Regions from separate parts of the Homo sapiens genome. Here region 1 is linked to region 2. Evidence: chromatin loops called from intact Hi-C (ENCODE). Cell type or tissue: Caco-2. All regions are shown on one strand. Each heading gives the region's core, and the rest is flanking DNA. Links, peaks and the distances in the headings are about the cores only.

Region 1 (10,927 bases), core at 1,695-9,694, 160 kb before region 2:
CTCTGTGCCAAGGGGATCCCAGAGAAACACGAAAAACTGAATTCCCAGCCATAAGAGGAAGGGACGTCAGGCATGCCTGGTTATACCCCTCCCTTCTAGAGTTTAGGACAACTGACCAGCATTAACACTGAAATAGAGATCATAAGACTGACAGAAACAGACTCTTTGTGGCAATAAGTTACCAAATTCCAACCTGATTCTGATATAGCATCACATGAGATAGAAGACTCTGAAGGAAATAAAGTGATTTTACCCTAAAATATATTTCTTTGACATATTTTGAAATGGCCCTAGAAAGCCCTCTCTCGGGGAAATTTGCATCTCTAGAAAATCTCCTTCCCTTTCTAGTTTTTCCTGGATCTAAAAGGGACTAAAGGAGAGTTTTGTTTCGAAAAGTTTTGAAAAGAGACATTTACCATCTATTCTAAGGCTGTTACCTGGAGGTTTAATCTAAATAACAAGAACCTTGGATTTCACAATCCTCCCCGCATCTTGACTCTAGCGTGTCTTTGTACTGACTTCAAGTCTAGACAAAGCTTAACTTTTTCAACCAATTGTCAATCCGAAAATCTTTGAATCCGCCTGTGACCTATAAGTAACCCCCTCATACTATGACGTGTCCTGCCTTTTGGGGCCAAACCAATGTATACCTTGCATGTATTGATCTATGTCTTTGTTGATATCTTCTGTCTCCCTAAAATGTATAAAACCTAACTGCAGCCAGACATGCAGCTCACACCTGTAATTCCAAAACTTTGGGAGGCCAAGGCAAACGGATCACTTGAGCCCAGGAGTTTGAGGCCAGGCTGGGCAACATGGCGAGACCTCGTCTCTACAAAAAATACAAACATTGGCCGGGCGCGGTGGCTCACGCCTGTAATCCCAGCACTTTGGGAGGCCGAGGCGGGCGGATCACGAGGTCAGGAGATCGAGACCACGGTGAAACCCCGTCTCTACTAAAAATACAAAAAATTAGCCGGGCGCAGTGGCGGGCGCCTGTGGTCCCAGCTACTCGGGAGGCTGAGGCAGGAGAATGGCGTGAACCCGGAAGGCGGAGCTTGCAGTGAGCGGAGATCGCGCCACAGCACTCCCGCCTGGGCGACAGAACGAGACTCCGTCTCAAAAAAAAAAAAAAAAAAAAAATACAAACATTAGCCAGGCATGGTGGTGTGTGCCTGTAGTCCCAGCTACTCAGGAAATTGAGGTGGGCAGATCACTTGAGCCCACAAGGTGGAGGATTTAGTAAGCCATGATCGTGCCACTGCACTCCAAAAAATTGTAACCCAACCACGTGGACATACTTTCTCAGGACCTCTTAATACTGTTCCCCAGGCCTGGGTCACTCATATTGGCTAAGAATAAACCTCTTTAAATATTTTACAGAATTTGGCTTGTCATCAATAGTTTTAAGATCACTCTGTGAGCTTTGCAGACAATAGCAGGTACAGCATGGTAGAAACAGGGAGACCTGTTAGGAGGCTATGATAAATATCTAGATGAAAAATGATTGCAGCTTGAACTAGGCTGGTGAGAAGTAGCTGGTTCTGGTTATATTTCACAGGGAAATAATTTGTAGATAAGGCTGGGGGCAGTGGCTCAGGCCTATAATCCCAGCACTTTCGGAGGCCAAGGCGGGTGGATCACCTGCGGTCAGGAGTTCAAGACCAGCCTGGTCAACATGGTAAAACCCTATCTCTACTAAAAATACAAAATAAAAAATTAGCTGGGTGTGGTGGTGCACGCCTGTAATCCCAGCTACTCAGGAGGCTGAGGCAGGAGAATCGCTTGAACCCGGGAGGCAGAGGTTGCAGTGAGCAGAGATTGTACCACTGCACTCCAGCCTGGACGACAGAGCAAGACTCTGTCTCAAAAACAATAACAACAACAAAAGAATTTGTAGATAGATTGGATGTGGGGAGTGAGAGAAAGAGAAGGGTGAGGATGGCTCTAAAGCTTTTGGCATGAGCAACTGAAATAATAGATCTGCCATTTCCTGAGACAGAGAAGACTATGAAGGAACAGATTTGGGGAAAGATCATAAGTTGGGTTTTGGACATGCTGAATTTCACATACCTATTAGACATCAAATAGAGGTTTGTAGGCAGCTGTATATGTAAGTCTGTAAATCTGGGGCTAGGTCTAGGCCAAAGATGTAACTCAATGTTGTTAGCATTTATAATATATTCAGAGGCATGAGACTGGATGAGGTCATCAGGAAATGAATTAGATAGAAAAGAGAAGGGGGTGAGAGACTGAGCTGTAGGGGCACTCCACCAAATACATAGAGGTCAGGAAGACAAAACAAGCAAAGGAGACTAACGAAGAGCCAAGGAGATCCGGAAAGAACCAGAAGCTGATGGCATCCTGGAAGTAAGGGAAGAAAGCGTTTGAAGAAAGTGTAATCAACTGTGTCAAATGCTGATGATGGGTCAAATAAGGGGGACGAGAATTGACCATCAGATTTAGCAGTTTTGGTGGAGAGCTGGGGCAAAAAGCATGCCTGGAATGTGGTCCAAAGAGAAGGCAGAGGAGGAATGTATGTTCATTTGCTACCCACTTTGTGCCTATGATTTCAGTACTGCTTGGAACCTAAAGAAATGTCTAATTATTTCCTTGACAAAATAAAGCACGATTGAATATTAGCTCTTTTTGAATTAATTAATTTGGGTTTAAATAAAGTTTTTCTTCAACAGTGTTTTACCTAAGTTATTTAAATGATTGGTGTAATTCTCTACTTTTCACATGAACAAAATATTGGCTACATACTACAGTATGTGGGGTAGATGTGATGGATATTCTGCATATGTAGTCTCTATGGTAAGTTAATGAATGTTTTATGTAAGTCAGTAAGTCTCTCCTCTGTTCTCTTCTGGTGAGGCACCAATAATCTGGAACATGAGAAAAAGGAGACAGTAGAAAGAAAAGAGGAGTAAGCAATACTTCTGAATTTTCTCCAACCTGAATGATGGAGTTAGTTCTATTTTAATCCAGTGTCAACATAATAGATGGACACAAAGTCAATTCATCAGTGTTCACAGTGAGGCTTGCAGCATAATTACTGAGTCATGGCACAATGTAAATTGAGTTACCAAAATAAAAAAAAGAAATTGTCCCCTTTTTCCTTTTAAATTAAATCTTGTGTCATGTTCCTGGTCAGATCTGGATACAATTCTGAGTTTTTAACTATATAAATTAGTTGTAATGTCTGCAATACCACTCTTATTTGATTGCAAATTCCTCTTTCATCTCACCAAGACTAGAGGAAACTATAAAGAAATAGGATATCACTCATCTTCTGATTAACTGAAAGTGAGGGCAGAGTTTTATTCAAAGGATCATATTTCTGGGCTAGAAATATAATTATTATTGCTTTATTTCTTTTTCTTTTCTTTTTCTTCTTTTTTTTTCTTCAATAAAAAAGGAGCAGAAAGAGACATTACAGCTGAAATAGAGTTACTTCCATGAAATGTTTCTTCCACAGTGCTGGGAGCCCTAAGATAACAGCCTTGTATTCAAATGTGAGAGGCAGAAAATGTAATTCACTTGAAGCATTAAGTGAAACAGAATAGTTTTTTTTTAAATCATCCACAGTAAGTGAAATATTCTTAGTAAATAATGTACAATGTCCATTTGATTTTCAATATTTTTTCAATTTGCAACCAAGAAATAAATAGACATAATGACAATGATTTTCATTTAAAGCTCATTGTTGCTATTATTGGAATAATGAATATAATTAATCATAGAGCATTAACTCTTATATAGAAAACAAACAGGCTTATCTTGGTTTACAAGTGAGTGAAAGAGATAAAAGTAAATATTTAGTTATTAAGTAAACTCTCTCTCCTGCTTTACTTCTTAGATTGTACCTTATCTAATTGCTGTCTGTCCAACTGATATTCTCATAGAAATTAACCTTTTTTACTTTAATTTTCAGCTCACTTATTTCTAACTTACGTAGCCACCAGGCAAAGGCATTTCTTACTCAGGTGACCTTCTGGCACCAATTCACCACTTTGGGCACCAAATCATCCCTCCTATCAATTCTAATTCCCTTCATTTTCAGGGGTCAAACTATGAAATTCTCATAGCAAACCAGTGGAAACAGTTTCTCAAGTGATTTCACACCCCACATGCTGTAGGGTTGACGAAGAGAGCAGGAGGGATGAAACGCACAGGGGCGCAACAGCAAGCAGCTCAAGAGTGTTTTGTGGGCCATACTTGGAGTAGATCCTTAACGTTGTTTTCGCATTATTGTTTTTATTTCCCTCACAGCATGCAATGTCTTTTTGGACTACCAGGCTAGTAATCCCAGAAGTCATCTGACCTGAACCATGTTGCAATCCATTCCATAGTCCTCTTTAGGACAATTTTAACCTATGTATTGATCACATTGTTTTGGCATGGACCTTTGAGCCCATATTTAAGTTAATTAAATTTTTCCCTTCCTGGAAGTTGAGGTTTATCTTCACCTTAGAAACAGAGAGGAAAGAGAAAGAGAAAAAGAGAGAGAGAGAAAGAGAGATGAACTTCAGCTATTTCACAGTAAGGGGGAAAAAAATACATCCTATCTGTATTTTTTAACACTTCCCACAAAAGAAATTCAGGAAATGCTATCTTTTTTACAGTAAGTACAATATTGTGCCACAGCCAAAAGATGTTCCTGTTTGCTGTGTTCAACCACATGTTGAACCGACAGAGGCCAGAGGAATGCTAAGCCTAGAAGGTATGTGCAGGGGGCATGCACAAATCCACGTTGCTCTCCTGCGCTTCTGCACCCACCAAAGAGCCTCATGTTCCCAAGTCTCTGGCACACAGCTGCCTCTGGAAATCACCCCATCAGGTCCTTAGTCACTTGCTCCCCTAATACCCTTCCCCAAACATCCATGTCTGGAGCAAACCAAGACCTCTTCCGACTGTCAGTCGTTAAGACAACAGACATTTCACTTACTACAATGAAAAACAGTTTATAATACAAATTATTTCATGCAATTTACTTGGTCAGTGTTTCAATTCAGCACTTTGATAGCCAATCCAATAACCTGAGTTCCATTTCTCTCCTTCCTATTAAGTACATTACAGTATTAGCATGTTTTCTAGAAAGGGATACTCTAAGGTGACAAGTTGTTCAGATAGAGAAAATAAATTACAGAGTTAAGGAATATATCCGAAGCAACCAGCAAGAAAACCACAAACTACCAACAAATGTCATTTCACCAAAAATGTAGCTTAAGAAGTTGCTTTGAAATAAGTTCATCCCATAGGGGAAATTTCTGGGATGACTGAAATGTTCTATATCATGATGGAGTGATAGTTTCACAGGTGTATATATTAATCAAAACACTCTGGGGAGTCTTTCAGAATCACCTGTGACTCTCAGAGCTGCCCGATTTAAAACACACACACACGTGTGTATTTGTATACTTTGTACACTTAAGACCTACACATTTCATTGTGTTTAAATTATTACCTTAAAAAAAAACAGCCCATCTTTCTGATCATTATAAACCAGGGGTGTCCAATCTTTTGGCTTCCCTGGGCCACAGTGGAAGAAGAATTGTCTTGGGCCACACATACAATATACTAACAATAGCCGATGAGCTAAAAAATAAAATAAATCATAATGTTTTAAGAAAGTTTACGAATTCATATTCAGCTGCATTCAAAGTTGTCCTGGGCCATATGTGGGCTGTGGGCCATGGGTTGGACAAGCTTGCTATAAACTGTCAGAGCCCTTTTATATTGACCTCTGCATGACCAGCAGGTGGCCCTGAAATTGTGTCTGCTATAATGCAGTGGCTCCAATACTGCCCCCAGTTCCTGATACTCTTCTTCTGTGATTTACTAATTTTTGTTGTCAAAATTACCCAAGATCAGCTCTTTCACTTTTTAAGATATTTTTATCACATAACATTTAAAATTATATTTTATTACTTTAAAAATGTTGGTTCATTGCATATAAAATTTTCCAAATGCAGCCAGGTGCGGTGTCTCATGCCTGTAATCCCAGCATTTTGGGAGGCTGAGGCGGGTGGATCACCTGAGGTCAGGAGTTTGATACTAGCCTGGCCAACATGGTGAAACACCGTCTCTACTAAAAATACAAAAATTGGCCGGGCATGGTGGCGCACGTCTGTAATCCCAGCTACTCAGGAGGCTGAGGCAGGAGAATCGCTTGAACCTGGGAGGCAGAAGTTGCAGTGAGCCGAGATTGTGCCACTGCACTCCAGCCTGGGTGACAGAGTAAGACTCTGTCTCAAAGAAAAAAAAAAGAAATTTCTAAAAGCACAAACAATAAAAAACTCAATAAAAAATCTCCACTATTCAGAGAAAACTACTATTAGTATCTTACTGTCTGTCCTTCCAGATATAGTCAACAGATATTGACTAAGTGCCTACTTTGTGCCAGGAATTGTTCTAGACATCAGATATACTGAGGTAAACAAAACAGTGCCCCTGCTCATAGAGTTTACATTCTAATAAATGATCTGTAAACATAAACTTTTTAAAATGAGGTATGATTGCATTTATTCTCTTATAACTTTATTTTTTAACTTAGCAATGTATCACTAATATCTTCATGTGAATAAAAATAATTGAGCATCATTATCAAAGCTGTGTGGTATTTCACCATCAAGCTATATTAGAATTTCACAAATCCACAGCTAGACCTTTCCAAGTTTTTCAAAGTTATAAACGCTTCTTTTTCTTCCTCCTCGTCTTCTTCTTCCTCTTCTCCTCTTCCTTTCTTCTTTTTCTCCTTCTTCCTTCTCTTCCCTGCTCCTCGTTTTCTTCTCCTTCTTCCTCTTCTCCTCTTACTCCTTCTCTTCCTCTTCTCTTCCTCTTTCTTCTTTCTCTTTTTCTCCTTCTTCCTTCTCTTCCCTCTTCTTTTCCTCTTCCTCTTCATCTCCTCTTCCTCTTTCTCTACTTTTCTCCTTCTTCTTCCTTCTCTTCCCTCCTCCTCCTTTCTTTTTCTCTTTTCCTCTTCCTTTTTCTTCTTCCTCTTCTCCTCTTCCTTTTCTCCTTATTCTTTCTCTTCCTCCTTGTTTTCTTCTCCTTCTTCTTCCTCTTCTCCTCTTACTCCTCCTCTTCCTCTTCTCTTCCATTTTTTTCTCCTTCTTCCTTCTCTTCCTTCCTCCTCTTCATCTCCTTTTCTTCCCCTTCTCTTCCTTTCTTCTCTTTTTCTCCTTCTTTCTCTTCCCTCTTCTTTTTGCTTCCTCTTCTCCTCTTCCTCTTTCTTTTTCTCCTTCTTCTTCCTTCTCTTCCTTCCTCCTCCTCCAATTCTTTCTTCTTGTTCCTCTTCTCCTCCTCTTCTTCTTCCTCTTCTCTTCCTCCTTCTTTTCTTCTCCTTCTTTCTTCTTTTTTTTTTTTTTTTGAGGTGGGATCTCACTCTGATGCCCAGGCAAGAGTGCAGTGGCATGATCATAGCTCACTGAAGCCTCAAACTCCTGGGCTCAAGTGCTCTTCTTGCCTTAGCCTCCTGACTAGCTGGAACTACTGGCGCACACAACCACATCCAGCTAATTTATTTTATTTTTAGAGATGGGGTCTTGCTATGTTGACCAGGCTGGTCTTGAATTCCTGGCTTCAAGCAATCCTCTTGCCTTGATTCCAAACTGCTGGAATTACAGGTGTGAGCCACTGTGCCCAGCCTACTCTCTGTACTTCACTGAAAATCTATGGTTCACTTTTATTTTTATTTTTTTTCTTGAGATGGAGTTTCGCTCTTGTCACCCAGGCTGCAGTGCAAGGGCATGATCTCAGCTCACTGCAACCTCCTCCTCCTGGGTTCAAGCAATTCTCCTGCCTCAGCCTCCTGAGTAGCTGAGATTACAGGCGCTTGACACCACGACCAGCTAATTTTTGTACTTTCAGTAGAGACAGGGTTTCATCATATGGGCCAGGCTGGTCTCGAACTCCTGACCTCAGGTGATCCTCCTGCCTTGGCCTCCCAAAAGTGCTGGGATTACAGGTGTGAGCCACCGTGCCTGGCCTATGGGTCATTTTTAGTCACAGTAAGGATAGTATGTTTATGTAATACTTCTCTACCATAAAAGCATATCAAGGCTTTAGAGGTACATCTCTCAACAAACAGTCTTTACCCATTTCTTCCAGAAAATGACCCTGCTCTTTTGTTCATCTTCCTCCTCTTATTGCATCAGGTTTAAATCTCTGAAATGGAGGGGAATGACTTTTGCAACTAAAAGAATTTGCTAGGCCTAAGGCTAATGCCTTATTAAAGCATTTTAGTGAAAACTCAAGGCATAGGACAGAATAGACTTACTATTATATCTGGCCCATGTGTACCAAGAAGCAGTTCAGGAATTGTACCTGAAAATGAAATCTGTAGTGGGAGTAGGCACTCTCCATGGTATATATTTCTGGAGAAACTTTTGATCCTGGATGACTCTTATAGAAGTGCAGGTTTGGCAGTTTTACAGGGAGGAGAAAGTTATTCTAGAGAATATGATACAGAAAACCTTCAACTTATGTATTTCCTAAAGTTCAATGGTAAATCTATTATTTACAATGTAGAAAAGTACTCAACTCAGCAACACACGAGAACCACAACTATTCATTGCACACCTCTCTTATGGGCAAAGCACTGTTATAATACACTTAAAATGATTATAATCTCAAGTTACTTCACCAAGACTTATTTCACCCTCCAATAAGTTGAAAGTCTGAATTTGCCATGAAAAATAGTATATAACAATATATTGTTATGATATTCTTTGATACATTTTTGATCAACTACTGTTTTGAGGGAAATGTGTAAGGCAATATGGGGGTTACAAAGATGAATCTGACAAAAACTTGTCATTAAACAGTTGACTGACTGCATACAGTAGCCTCTAGCCACACTCAAGCACTCAAAAGGTGGCCAGTTAGAACTGAATCGTGCTGTAAGTTGCTGGGCGCGGTGGCTCACGCCTGTAATCCCAGCACTTTGGGAGGCCGAGGCAGGCAGATCACGAGGTCAGGAGATCGAGACCATCCTGGCTAACATGGTGAAACCCCATCTCTATTAAAAATACAACAACAACAACAACAAAAAAGCCGGGCGTGGTGGCGGGCGCCTGTAGTCCCAGCTACTCGGGAGGCTGAGGCAGGAAAATGGCGTGAACCCAGGAGGTGGAGCTTGCAGTGAGCCGAGATCGTGCCACTGCACTCCAGCCTGGGCACAGAGCAAGACTCCGTCTCAAAAGACAAAAAAGAAAAAAAAAAGAACTGAATCTTGCTGTAAGTAAACTGCACTGAATTTCAAAGACTTAATATGAAAAAAGAATGTAAAATCTTTCATTAGTAAGTTTTCATAATGATTATATATTAAAATGGTAATAATTTCAACATTTGGGTTAAATAAAATGTATTATTAAAATTAATTTAATCTGTTTCTAGCTTTTTAAAATTACATATGTGACTTGCATTATATTTCATTTGGCAGTGCTGATCTGCATAATTACAGTTATCACCTACTGAGTGTATCTACTGTATGCCAGGTAATTTTATAACAATTATTTGTAATCTTCCATAAGGGAAGTATTCCAGATAAGAAACCTGAGGTTGTCAAAGGCATGTTAATTTATTCTTCTACACACCTTGCTAGTATATTTTCTATGCACCAAGAGCTGCCACAGGAAGTAAGGATAAAACAAAGCAAAGTCCCTACCCTCATGGAACTTATGAACCAGTGGGAAAGAAAGCTAATTAGTAAGTAAGTATAAAAAATAGGCCAAGCAGTGACAGTAAAAGAAGATGAAGTCCATAAAAAAAATGGAGAGTGACCGGAATTGGAGTGAAGGCAGAAGGTTTGGGGGGATGGCTATTTTTTAAGATAACAAGCTCTAAGGAGGGACTATCTGAGCAGAACCTGAATGAAGTCAGGGAGTGAGCCCTGTGAACATCTACCTGGCCAGGAGCTTCTGGGCAGAGGCAACAAGGACTGAGGTGTATAGTGTGTGTGTGTGTGTGTGCATGTGTGTGTGTGTGTGTGTGTGTGTACACGTGCGTGCATGTGCTTTGCACTCTGAAGGAACAGCTGGAGAGCCAGTGGTGCTAGAGAGCAGTGAGCAAGAGGAAGCCAGGTAACAGCTCACATAGGGACTTGGAAGCCACAAGTAGGAAATGTTAAAGGATGACTTTGGCTGCTCTATGAGGCATGGACTATTGTGGGGCATGCATGGAACCCAGCAAGAACGGATGCCAGAGCACTTTGAGAGGTCAAGGTGGGTGGATTGCTTGAGGTCAGGAGTTCAAGACCAGCCTGGCCAACACAGCAAAACCCTGTCTCTACTAAAAATACAAAAAGCCAACTGTGGTGGTGCACACCTGTAGTTCCAACTACTTGGGAGGCTGAGGCACGAGAATCACTTGAACCTGGGAGCCGAGTTCACACCACTGCACTCCAGCCTGGGCGATAGTGGGAGACTGTCTCGGAAAAAAAAAAGAATGAAAGCCAGAGACTCATTAGGAGGCAACTGCAAAGGTGCAGGACAGGGAGGGCTAACAGTGAGAGAGTTAGAGCTTCAACAAGGTCTGTCTTACTCAGCCACTGTGAGATACAAAGCAAAACAATGTAAAAAATTATCCTAGTAATTTGAACTGCAAAAATCAAATATCTCGGTAATTCAAATGAATCTCAAAATATATTTGGGAGTCTGGGGTTATCAGAACTGGCAGTCAAAAATTACCGTCTAACCTCATAGGATAGTAGTTTATCTCTGTCCTTTGCTTTCTGCCAATTTAACCTAAGGGAAGTGGACTTGAGATCTGTTAATTGGCAGAGCGGGACTGCAGGACCTTTAAGTCAAATTCAGATGAGGCAAATTAGCTTTATTTTGGCCAAAGAAAAGTGTTTGGTGGAGCCAGATGACAATTTTGTAGCCTAAACTATTTGCACTGGCTGTCTCTACCATCTGAATTC
Region 2 (10,927 bases), core at 190-8,189:
TGAAATTACATTGGGAGTAAAGCACAAAGCCTAAGCACAAATGCTCAATAAATGCTGACTTCCATTATTTAATTATTAGAAGTCTGGAAGTATATGATGGTTGCCCTTAAAGTCTTCTACGTGGGACCTGATCTTCTATTATAGAGGAGGAGGAGCCCCAGGAAAGTGAGTAATTTGCCCAAGTGACAGTTCTCCTGGATTCCTGAGTATTTCTCCCATGACTCCACCCTCTGCCACACAGATGCTCTAGAGGCCAGCGGCCCCTTGGCTTCAGAACAGACTCATCCTTCTGGGGAAGGCTTTCATTTACAGCAAGCGGGGCCTGCCACCTGCTCCAGCAGCCCTCCTGACCTCTGTGAGGTACAGGCAAGGGCACAAGGGCTGCCCTACTGGCATCTGTAGGGGATGGCACCAAGCACGATGCCCGGCACAGTCAGCCCTCAGTAAGCAGTTAGAGAACTCATGTGTAATGGTAAATGGAAAGAACCAGATGAAGTATATATATATATATTTTTAAACAGGAGAGATGCGTGTTTATTCACTCATTCATTCAACTATACACACACACACACACACACACATACACACACACATACACACACACACACACACACATATATATATGTAAAATGTAAAGGCCAGTAAAGAACTTCAATCGGAGTCAAAGGGTTTACTTTAGACCCTTCATGGGATCTTAGGCAACTGCCTCACCTCTCTTCTCTGGAATGGGGATCATGGGCATGTCTTCCCTGTGCAAGAGGGCCGTCTGACTCGGTGAACTAATGAGCTAGTGTCTGTGCAGGGATGAAAGGTGCTATATAAACAAAGAAGAGTTCTCACTCCTGTTTTCGTGTGATCACAGCCTGGGCCATGGTGTCATGTCGTGACATCAAGAGAAGTGAATGGATGGAAACAGGAAAAGACACAGTGAAGATGGAGAAGAGGAGCAGGACGAGAAAGACCAGAAGCCACCCTGCGGGTACCACAAATCAAACAGAATCCCAGAGCTGTTTGAAAGGAGGTCTAAAAAGTCTCCATCAAAACCACAGACTGAGCTGGGGGACAAACACTGCTGACTATGGAGTTTTCAAATTAAGTTTTTGGTTTAAGGGAGTTAATAATAGTGAAGGTTTGTTTCTTTTTAAACAGGAGAGATGGATGTTTATTCACTCATTCATTCATTCAACGAACAGTAATTTGTACAGATACGCTGCTCCTAGTTCCAACAGAGTCTGAAAAAAAATACATATATATATACATTTAAATGAGCCCAGTCCTAAGTAAAGGAGCCACTTAGCTTATTATACAAGTTATTTTGGTGTACACCACCAGCAACACAAGGAAGAGCTAAAGTTAAACAATAAAAACTGAATAGAGAAGAACACTTTTACAAAATACTTTCTAAAAAATAGTAGCATTTGCTAAACATCAGCTGTTAACAACCAACACACTACATTTCCAAAGACAAAAGCATACATTACCAGATAAATGCAGTTGAAAACATTATTAAAGTAAATCTACAGAATGTGCCTATCTCCAAAACACTTATATATACAATATAATAACTAAAGAAATCAACTAGTCCCTAAGTACTGAAATGTTGGAAATGCATGCCACTTCTTTGCTCTTAATCTGCATGAGATAAGAGCTGTTAAATGCTGTTTCTTCTGTTCCCCAAATCCCTCCCCTTCATTCTTCAATTTCTTCAAAAAATCAGCCTTAGGGGATAGGAGAAAATAGGAGGAAGCTGAGAAGCAATGTTAGTAAGACAGAAAAAGTCCCATTGCAAGATGGTCAAAGTTGTCACTTGAGAGAAAATGCTAAAAAAAATGGTCATTATTATGACTTATTAAAAATGCTTATGCTGAGTAGTGGTGAGGGAATGAGGAGGATAAAGGAAGGAAAAGGTAGTTGGAAAAGGCAATAATGAAGAAAACAGACGATACACACTCCCAGAGAGGCCACAGCCAGTGTGTGTAGGTTTGCCTGGCCCCACATCACCCACATGGCAGCATCAGCGTCCCCCACACTTCGCAGGGCAATAACTCCTCAACCTCAGAACAAATGCTACTTTAATAGCGGCTGCTCCTCAGACCCTGTAATTAGGACCCTGTAAAAGGCAAGTTGTCCCATTTCAGGTGCAAATTGCCTACTGTGACTCCAACTCCAACATATTGGAGTCTCCAAGCATTCCAAACAGGATGCTGGGGAAGCCCTCCCTGCCTCCCCGCTCCACCTTCCAGGTTTATGGTCAGGAGGCTCAAGGCTATCAGAAGCTGGTTTTATTTTTTTACTTTTAGGGTTTTTTTATTCGATATAGGATCTTGCTCTGTCATCCAGGCTGGAGTGCAGTGGTGCAATCACAGCTCACTGCAGCCTCAACCTCCCAGGCTCAATCAATCCTCCCACTTCAGCCTTCCAAGTACTGGAGACTACATGCGTGCACCAAAACCCCTGGCTGATTTTTTATTTTTTGTAGAAATGGGGTCTTGCCATGTTGCCTAGGCTGTTCTTGAACCCCTGGGTCTCAAGCAATCCACTAACTTCCACCTCCAAAAGTTCTAGGATTACAGGCATGAGCCGCCGCACCCAATGGGAGCTGGTTTTAATAGCTCTGATCACAATGCACAGGAGATGTACCTCATCTGGGGACAACGCTAAGGCACCATTACATGGGGTCAGAATTAACCCCAGGAACTGTGGACAAGCTAGTATAGTGTATCTAATGAGAACTGCATTTACAGCATGGGCAAGCTGACCTCGACGAGATAATATGAACACATGTAGCTGCCCTCTGTGTGGTCCCATCCAGCCCACGGTTTCTAGTGCTGCCTTCCCATTCTGATGCCTCTCAGCACTGCCCATCAGCTCTGGCACAAATAAGTAAATGACATTCCACAAAGTTAACAGCCTTTCTGGATATCACTAAGCAAGACACAGGGCTGTGAAGAAACAAAGCATAGAAGCCCTCCTAGATATGAGGCTCAGGGACAACCTTCTACCCTCAGGTTAAAACCCATCCTAGGCAACTGGTGGCAGGGCTGGTGTAACACAGAAAAGCAGGACTGAGAGAGCTGGCAGAGCGGGCAGACACACACAAGCTGACACCCACTGACCTCCACAAGTTTCATGACAGGCACTGGGTTGAAGAAATGGAGGCCAGCGAATCGGTCTTGTCTGGTGGTGGCATTAGCTATGCTTGTAATCTGCAAGGAGGAAGTGTTGCTGGCAAAGATTGTATGTCTGTGAAGAGAAAATATAGTGGGAGTATCAGAGTGAATCTCTTCTTTCAAAACAGCATGACTCTTGGATGCAATGCACAAGGTGACTGCTTACTGCCACATCTGTTGTCCTGACCCATTGGGGGAATGAGGGAGAAGACACATCTTCATATAAGAGGCTGAAATCAAGTGACTTCAGCTTTTTAAAAATTTTTAAATTTGAAATAAAATTGGAATTTCCTGTTCCGAAGAGGTATTTAACCTTCACCAATCCTTCCTTGATTTTCCAGAACAAAATTTCCCCTACCTACTTGTATTAGTTAACTTCCAAGGTATGTGAGATAACAAGAGGTGGCTAATTGATCAAGCTACTTAACCAACCCCAGTCACAAACGAAACTCAGTGATCAAAAAATAATGAAAGAAAGACACCTAAAAGCAACAAAATTCTAAATGAACACATAAATCCTCAATCAGAAACATATGATAATAAACGTGAATTAAGATATTTTCCCTGAAGTGAAAAGCTTTATTTTTCAATTGAATGGGAATTAAAATGAAAACAAGAACACCAACATGGTTCAAAAAAATTTTAAGGTTACATGGGTAGATATGGGGAAAAGAGGATATAGGCATATGCATATATAAGACATTAACTTATTCATTAAAAAAAATCCATACTGACTTAAACCAAATTTAGTTCTTTAAGGCCACAGTAAAGTGGCGTGCCAAAAGCATGAGAGGAAAAGCTTTAAACAGGTTGACTTCCAGGCTTTCCTGCAGCGCCACCTTGCGGATAAAAACATACAAACAGGCCTGGTGCTGATTCCAACCAAGATGGACTGTAACAGGGCAGGAAAGGAAAGGATCCCTTACTGACCAGGCTTGGGGGTTTCTGCTTACCTAACAGGCAATACTATAATCTGCTCAAATCAGGGGCGGGTGGGAGGAGAGGAGGAAGAGAAGGGAGAAGAAACCAGTTATTTGGAAAGGAGGGAAAAGAGGTAAAAGGCGAGACCAGTGTGGGTAGGCAGCGGAGAGCCTTCTCTTTCCAGGTATGAGCACATCCACCTTCTCCAACAGCTTCCAAGGTAGGCCATTTAAATGCCAGGGTTTCCTTTTTAAAAAAAAAATGACATTGTTTTAAGGTCTTAAAATTTCAGTTTTCAAAGTTTCTTGCTTTTGGTCATTGGGGAAAATAATATAAACTATTCCCCATTACAGAAGGTAATGAAAAAAAGATCCTCTTCCAATAACAATGTGTGTGGCCAACACAAGCACTGTTCAACCACACAACCTGCACCACAAGCACCTGGAACCACAAAAACAGAGCAGGGACAGCCTGGGCCCAAGGCTGTGCCAGCTGTGGCTCCACACTCCCGTTAAGAAAAGAAAGTGTTATTTTAAAGATTAGTATTACAATCGTAATACCCCTTTTTGTAGAATGTTTGAAGGGCCATTCACCTGCAAAAAGGGGAAACTTGGGCACATTTGGTAAAATAAAGTGACATCAGAGCCCAGTTCCAGGTATCACCAGTCCAGGGCACTCTGGCACATTTTATCAGAAGGAGGAAATGATCTCTCCCCAGCAGACCTCTGCTTCTGCCTCTCCCAACAGGGTCAGGCTGACTTTGTTCCTAAAAGTCTCACACTGTCTTCAGAGAATACTAAACACATAGGACAGTCTTTTCATCCACAAACAAAATGTACTCTGGGCTGGGCACGGTGGCTCACACTTGTAATACCAGCACTTTAGGAGGCCGAGGCAGGTGGATCACTTGAAGTCAGGAGTTCGAGACGAGCCTGGCCAACATGCCCCGTCTCTACTAAAAATACAAAAATTAGCTGGGCATGGTAGCGCATGCCTGTAATCCCAGCCACTAGGGAGGCTGAGGCAGGAGAATTGCTTGAACCTGGGGGGCAGAGGTTTCAGTGAGCTTAAGATCATGCCACTGCACTCCAGCCTGGGCGACAGAGCGAGACTCCGTCTCAAAAAAAAAAAAAAAGTACTCTTACATGTTCCTGGAAACACTTGTCTTGAACCATCTTTTGTTTTTTTCATTCGGACACTCAGGTACCAAAAAAACTACTTTTCTCTTAAATGTTCTAAAAGAAAATCGACAACACAAGCACAGTGATTATTAGCAATGGCCCCAGACCCTAGTATAAAGAAGACAAGAGGGTTGGTGGGGATGGCAAAGGATTCAAGAGTCTGTACTTTGTCTAAAGGGGAAAGTCAGGACTTCGATCTGGCTGCCTGTGCGTCTGGTCATACTTTTCATTTGTGTGTCTTAGGCTGCTGCTAGAGAAGTCATGTTCTCTCCAGGATGCAACTGTTTCATCAGGGCTTCCAACCCGAAATGTATCACTTGACTATATTTTCTTCTCCCATTATAGGATCGAACTGTAAAATTTGTCAGTAAAGTACCTCTCAATACGGCTGCTTAAAAATTGTAGCAAGCATTCAATAATGGTGGTGATCTAAAACAAAAACAAACAGTGCCAAGAAAGGTGGAGAAGGTCAGCAGCAAAGTCACATCTTTGGTATGACTATGGGTCATGCCTTCTTTTCACACCTCATATCTGTTTTGCATCAATTCAGGTTAAAGAGCCTAGTGTAGTGCCTGATACACAGCAGGCACTCAGGAAATGTGAGCTAAATGAAATGAGTTTCCTAAACAACTCTGTACAATAGGTACCAGTGCTGCTGCTCCTATTTTACAAATGGGGGAAGCTAGTCTTAGAGAGTTAGAGCCAGAAAGGTCTAGGAAATTATTTACCCCAATCACCTCAACTTGCATTACAGATGACGAAACTGAGGACCTTTCCAAGGCTGGAGGTGGTGAGGGGGTCAGCACCAGGCCCAGGCCTCCTGACTTTCTCCAGTGATCCTTCTTCTGTACCAGACATGGACAATGGAGGGCAGTCAGGCCTTTCACTGTCACCAAGAGCGACCAATCTTTTCAATAAAGATCAAACTGCTTGACAAAACTCCCTTTTTTGGGGTGGCTGTTTATTATCCCAGAGGGCTCCCTGCTGGCCTGGGAGCCAGTCCCGGTACCACAAGTATATTCTGTTTTTGTCAGATGTCTCTGTAGCCTCTAGATGCCAGTGTGAAATGCACGAGGACACTGATTGGCAGTGATGGACAGATGACAGAAAGGCAAGTCTCTTCTCTTTGTCAGGGGCAGGGCCTCTCTGGCCACAAGGCCACCCATCTCTGAAGGTTAACATTCCGACAAGCTGGTATGCAAGTGACTCTCTTTAGCCACTGCCCACCGGAAGTGCCCTGAGAATTGCTTTTGTCATATAATCTTATTCTGCCATTCAATTCCAACCAAGAAGCATGAAAATATAGTCAAACAAGTCACTAGAAGAGCACTGATCAGTGGGTCAGGTGTCACACACTCGAAGGCTCTGGATCCCAAGGTACATTCTGCCAGGAAGAATTCCACCAGGAAGCCAGCCAGCTAAGAAGTCAATGCTCCTTTAACACTCCCAAGAGTACTTCGATTGAACCCAGATGAAGCTCAAAACAGGAAAGTCCTCTCTGTCTATAGGCATTCCCTTCAATTACACCATTCTGTTTGCTCCATCCAAAAAAGGAGGAAACACAGAACTGCTCTGAGGGTCCTTGGCAGACAGTTAAGGACACGTAGGGTACTCCTATGCCCGAGAGTGGAGCACAGAAGTACCCTACATGTCCTTAACTGTCTGCTGTCAGATGTCTCTGCAGCCTCTAGATGCCAGTGTGAAATGAACCAAGGAACGTCAGAGCAGCTTCTGGCATAGGAGTATCCATGACCTACACACTTCAAGAAACATAGGCCTGTCCCTGGATGGACCCCTCCATGTTACCATGGGTAATTCTACACGCATCTGGGACAAGGATCAGATCACAGCAGCCCAAGCTTCAGAAGCAAACTGGGAGTGGGAGGATGGAGAACAACGGAAACCATATTGGCTTTTCTTGAAATAGCTGTGGGGTAGGAGAGAGGGAGGTGGATAAACTTGGTCAAAGGATCCCTTCCTGGGAGAAGGCAATAAACAAGGAGGAAAGTTCAAGGCCCAGGGAGGGACCCCTCAGAATCTGTCAAGAATGTCCAGGGGTCATGAACAGATATTTTTCAAAAAAAGACACACTAGTGGTCAATAAACATATGAGAAAATGCTCAGCATCACTAATCAACAGAGAAATGGAAATTAAAACCACAATGAGTTTAGCACCTGATACCAGTCAGAATGGCTTTTATTAAAAAGTCAAAACCAACAGATGTTGGTGAGAATCTGGAGAAAGGGAACCCCTGCATGCTGGTGGTGGCAATGTAAATTAGTACAACCTTTAAGGAAAACAGTATGGAGATTTCTCAAAAAACTAAAAACAGAACTACCATGCGATCCAGCAGCCCCACTATTGGGTATATATTCAAAGGAAAAAAACTCATTCTATCAAAAAGATACCTGCACTCATATGTTTATTGCAGCACTATTCACAATAGCAAAGACACGAAATCAACCTAAGTGTCCATCAATGGCTGATTAAAGAAAATGTGGCATATATACACCATGGAATACTACTCAGCTATAAAAAAGAATAAAATCATGTCTTTTGAAGCAACATGAACAGGAGTGAAGGCCATTATCTTAAGTGAAACAACTCAGTCAAATACCATATGTTCTCACATATAAGTGATAGCTAAATAACAGGTACCCATGGATGTACAGAGGGAAATAACAGACACTGGAGAGTTCAAAAGGTGGGAGGGTGGCGAGGGTTGAAAAATTACCTATTGGGTACAGTGTTCACTATGTGGGTGATGGGTATACTAAAAGCCCAGACTTCACCACTACACAATATAGGCATGGAACAAAACTGCACTTGTACTCACAAATCTATAAAAACAAAAAATAAAAATGAAAAACAAAAATAAGGTTAAAAAAAAAAAAAAAGAAGATTGTCCAGAGGTTACATACTCAGCAGCAAACTTGTCCAGCCTTTTGAAGAGCTCGTTTTTCACCTTCAGATTCTCCACGATGGCTTCCACCACCAAGTCTGTGCTGTGGACAACGGAGGCTGCATCCGTGCTGGTCGCTATGGTGCTCAGGGTCTTCTCCACAAATTCATCGCCGGCCTAATGCAGTGGGAGGAAGAAGAGAACATTCACCGGGCTCACTGGAAATTATCTTTCAAGTTCTTAGCTCTGCTCCAGTTAGCAAACTGGGTGTTCAGAGCACCTGTATTGGCCTACCCTATCTGTTCTCAAAGTGTCCACGAAGCCTGTAATTTATCCTTCCATAGCTCCCTGCCATCCATTAGTCTTGAGGTGGTGCTGACTATTCCTCTCTAATAAAAGCAGAGACTAGCTCCTATTAGAGCAAGGGCAAGAGCCAGGGTAAGAAAGCCGACTTAGCATTTATCAAATAATTATTGTCTGTCATATGCCTGAAACTGTTGTTTCCGAAACAAGCTAGACACAGCCTCTGCTGCCAAAGAGCCTGTAGTTTTCATCGTTTCCTCATTTTTCTCCTGTGACTCCAGGTTTCCACAGACCTCAATAAGGACAGAATTGGAGATGGTGCCTCTATAAGCCGCCATTTTATTTCATAGTGTAATTTGTCCACAGGGCATCAAAATAGTCATAATCAGCAAAGGCATCCAAAATCATCATGGAATAAGCAGCTAGATCTCAGCTGTTATACAGAAATATTCTACTAGCCACATTAAAAAAAGGGAAAAGACATTCGCAGGTGAAATTAATGTTATTTAACCCAATATATCTAAGATGCCATCACTTTAACAGGTACTCAATATTTAAAAATATTGAGATGTTTTATATATTTTTCCCCTATTATAGCTTTAAAATCTAGTGTCTATTTTACACTCAGAGCACATTTCTATCTAGACTAGCCACATTTCAAGCACTCAGTAGCCACTTGTGAGTAGCTATTATATTGGTGGTCAGTATAGAGCTAGATAAGCATAGTATGTCAACTAGGCAGAGAAACTGACACCTCCCTCCTCAGTGGTGTCCCTGGCAGAGGAGAGAAACCTCAGGAGTATAGACTTCTGAGGAGTAGCTAGCCAGAGCTGAGCAACTTGAGCATAGGGGCCATCCTTTTATCTTTAGGGTGTGGCTCAGAAACTCAGCCCAAGGAGACAATTAGCTGAAAGTCTGTAAACAAGCAGAAAATGCAGGCTATCTGGGTCAAACTCACTCTGTCCTAGACTCCAACCCTCAGCCCAGGGCTCTTATAATCTCATCTGTCTGGACCCTCCTCATAACATCCCCTGCATGGGGTCCCACTACAATTAAGAATATAAGGGACAGATGGTCCGGGCGCAGTGGCTCACACCTGTAATCCCAGCACTTCGGGAGGCCGAGGCAGGCGGATCACGAGGTTAGGAGATCGAGACCATCCGGGATAACATGGTGAAACCCCGTCTCCACTAAAAATACAAAAATTTGCTGGGCGTGGTAGCGGGCGCCTGCAGTCCCAGCTACTCAAAAGGCTGAGGCAGGAGAATGGCGTGAACCCGGGAGGTGGAGCTTGCAGTGAGCCGACATCGCGCAACTGCACTCCAGCCTTGGCTACAGAGCAAGACTCCTCCGTCTCAACAAAAAAGAATATAAGGGACAGGTGAAGAATATCTTAATGTAAAAAGTAAAGTAGAAGTTCCTCTTCAAAGAGACTCTCCTCCCCATCTAATTAAGAATAAATAGTAACTTTTCTTAGAAGCAAAATTTATTCTAAGACCTGTTAACATTCTTCAATATCTGCTAGCTGTAATAAAGAAATCAATGTACTTTATGTTCTTAGCTCCCACAATTTAGCCTAAATATTTGCCCTGGCATGCTTATACTGGTCCAAGTGGGCATTAGGTCATAGCCTGTTCCTCTTCCTTATTTAGAGGTGTTTTTACCTTTCTCAGCATTCCACAAGTTACTTCCTCCTTCCTTTGTTCTCATCTGCCTTTGCCTCTTTCAAAAAGTTCTAAGTTGCTAGCCAATCAAGACAAATACATTTGAATGTGAAGTCCCGTCCCAGCCAATAGAAACCGGACACAGCAGTAAGATGGACGTGTCAGGTTATAAATGACCCTGTCTCCTTTGTTCGGTGTACTCTTGTGGCAAAAATGCTGGCGAGTGTACCCTTTCTGCAGAAAGTAAAAATGGTCTTGCTGAGGAAATTAAATTTATTTCAAGTGCTATTTCTTTACAGCACCAAAGAACAAGCATTTCTAACATTAATCTGCCTGTGACATTTATTATTTGAATTTCATCCTAGAGAAGGTAAAATTATCTCCACCATCATCTAAAGGCCACCTAGACATTGGGGAAAAAATGCATATCAAAACCACAATGATAGCAGGACTCGGTGGCTTATGCTTGTAATCCCAGCACTTTGAGTGGCCAAGGTGGGAGGATCACTTGAGGCCAGGAGTTTGAGAGCAGCCTGGGCAACACAGTACAACTCTGTCTCTAAAAAAAAATTTTTTTTTTAATTAGCTGGGTGTGGTGGCTCACATCTATAGTCCTAGCTACTCGGGAGGCTGAGGTGAGAGAATGGCTTGAGCCTAGGAGTTCAAGGCTATAGTGAACTATGATCATGCCACTGCTCTCCAGCCTGGGTAGCAGAGCAAGACCTCATTTCCAAAACAAAAAAACAAAAAACAAAAACACCACAATGAGATACTACTTCACACCT

Evidence for each region. Peaks named below come from ENCODE experiments on the same cell type or tissue, not always from the same donor. Only the 100,000 strongest peaks of a DNase experiment are listed, where the experiment ranks them.
Region 1: a loop joins it to region 2, with 8 times the contacts of the local background. A loop is called at or near these places in 6 of 110 quality-filtered maps.

Annotation. Positions count from the first base shown.
Region 1 is chr4:108,176,745-108,187,671 of GRCh38, reverse strand. No RefSeq gene overlaps it. Among named protein-coding and RNA genes, the nearest start is that of LEF1, 13 kb to the right of the region's middle. RefSeq lists enhancers at 372-871, 872-1,373. In Caco-2, for the core only: a CTCF peak has its summit at 5,776 (motif pointing right); no DNase peak of the experiment used is centred there.
Region 2 is chr4:108,011,856-108,022,782 of GRCh38, reverse strand. It overlaps HADH (hydroxyacyl-CoA dehydrogenase), which reads right to left. Exons shown (of 8, transcript NM_005327.7): 3 at 8,195-8,352; 4 at 3,117-3,243. Among named protein-coding and RNA genes, the nearest start is that of HADH, 27 kb to the right of the region's middle. In Caco-2, for the core only: CTCF peaks have their summits at 3,835 and 4,040 (motif pointing left); a DNase peak (open chromatin) is centred at 4,012.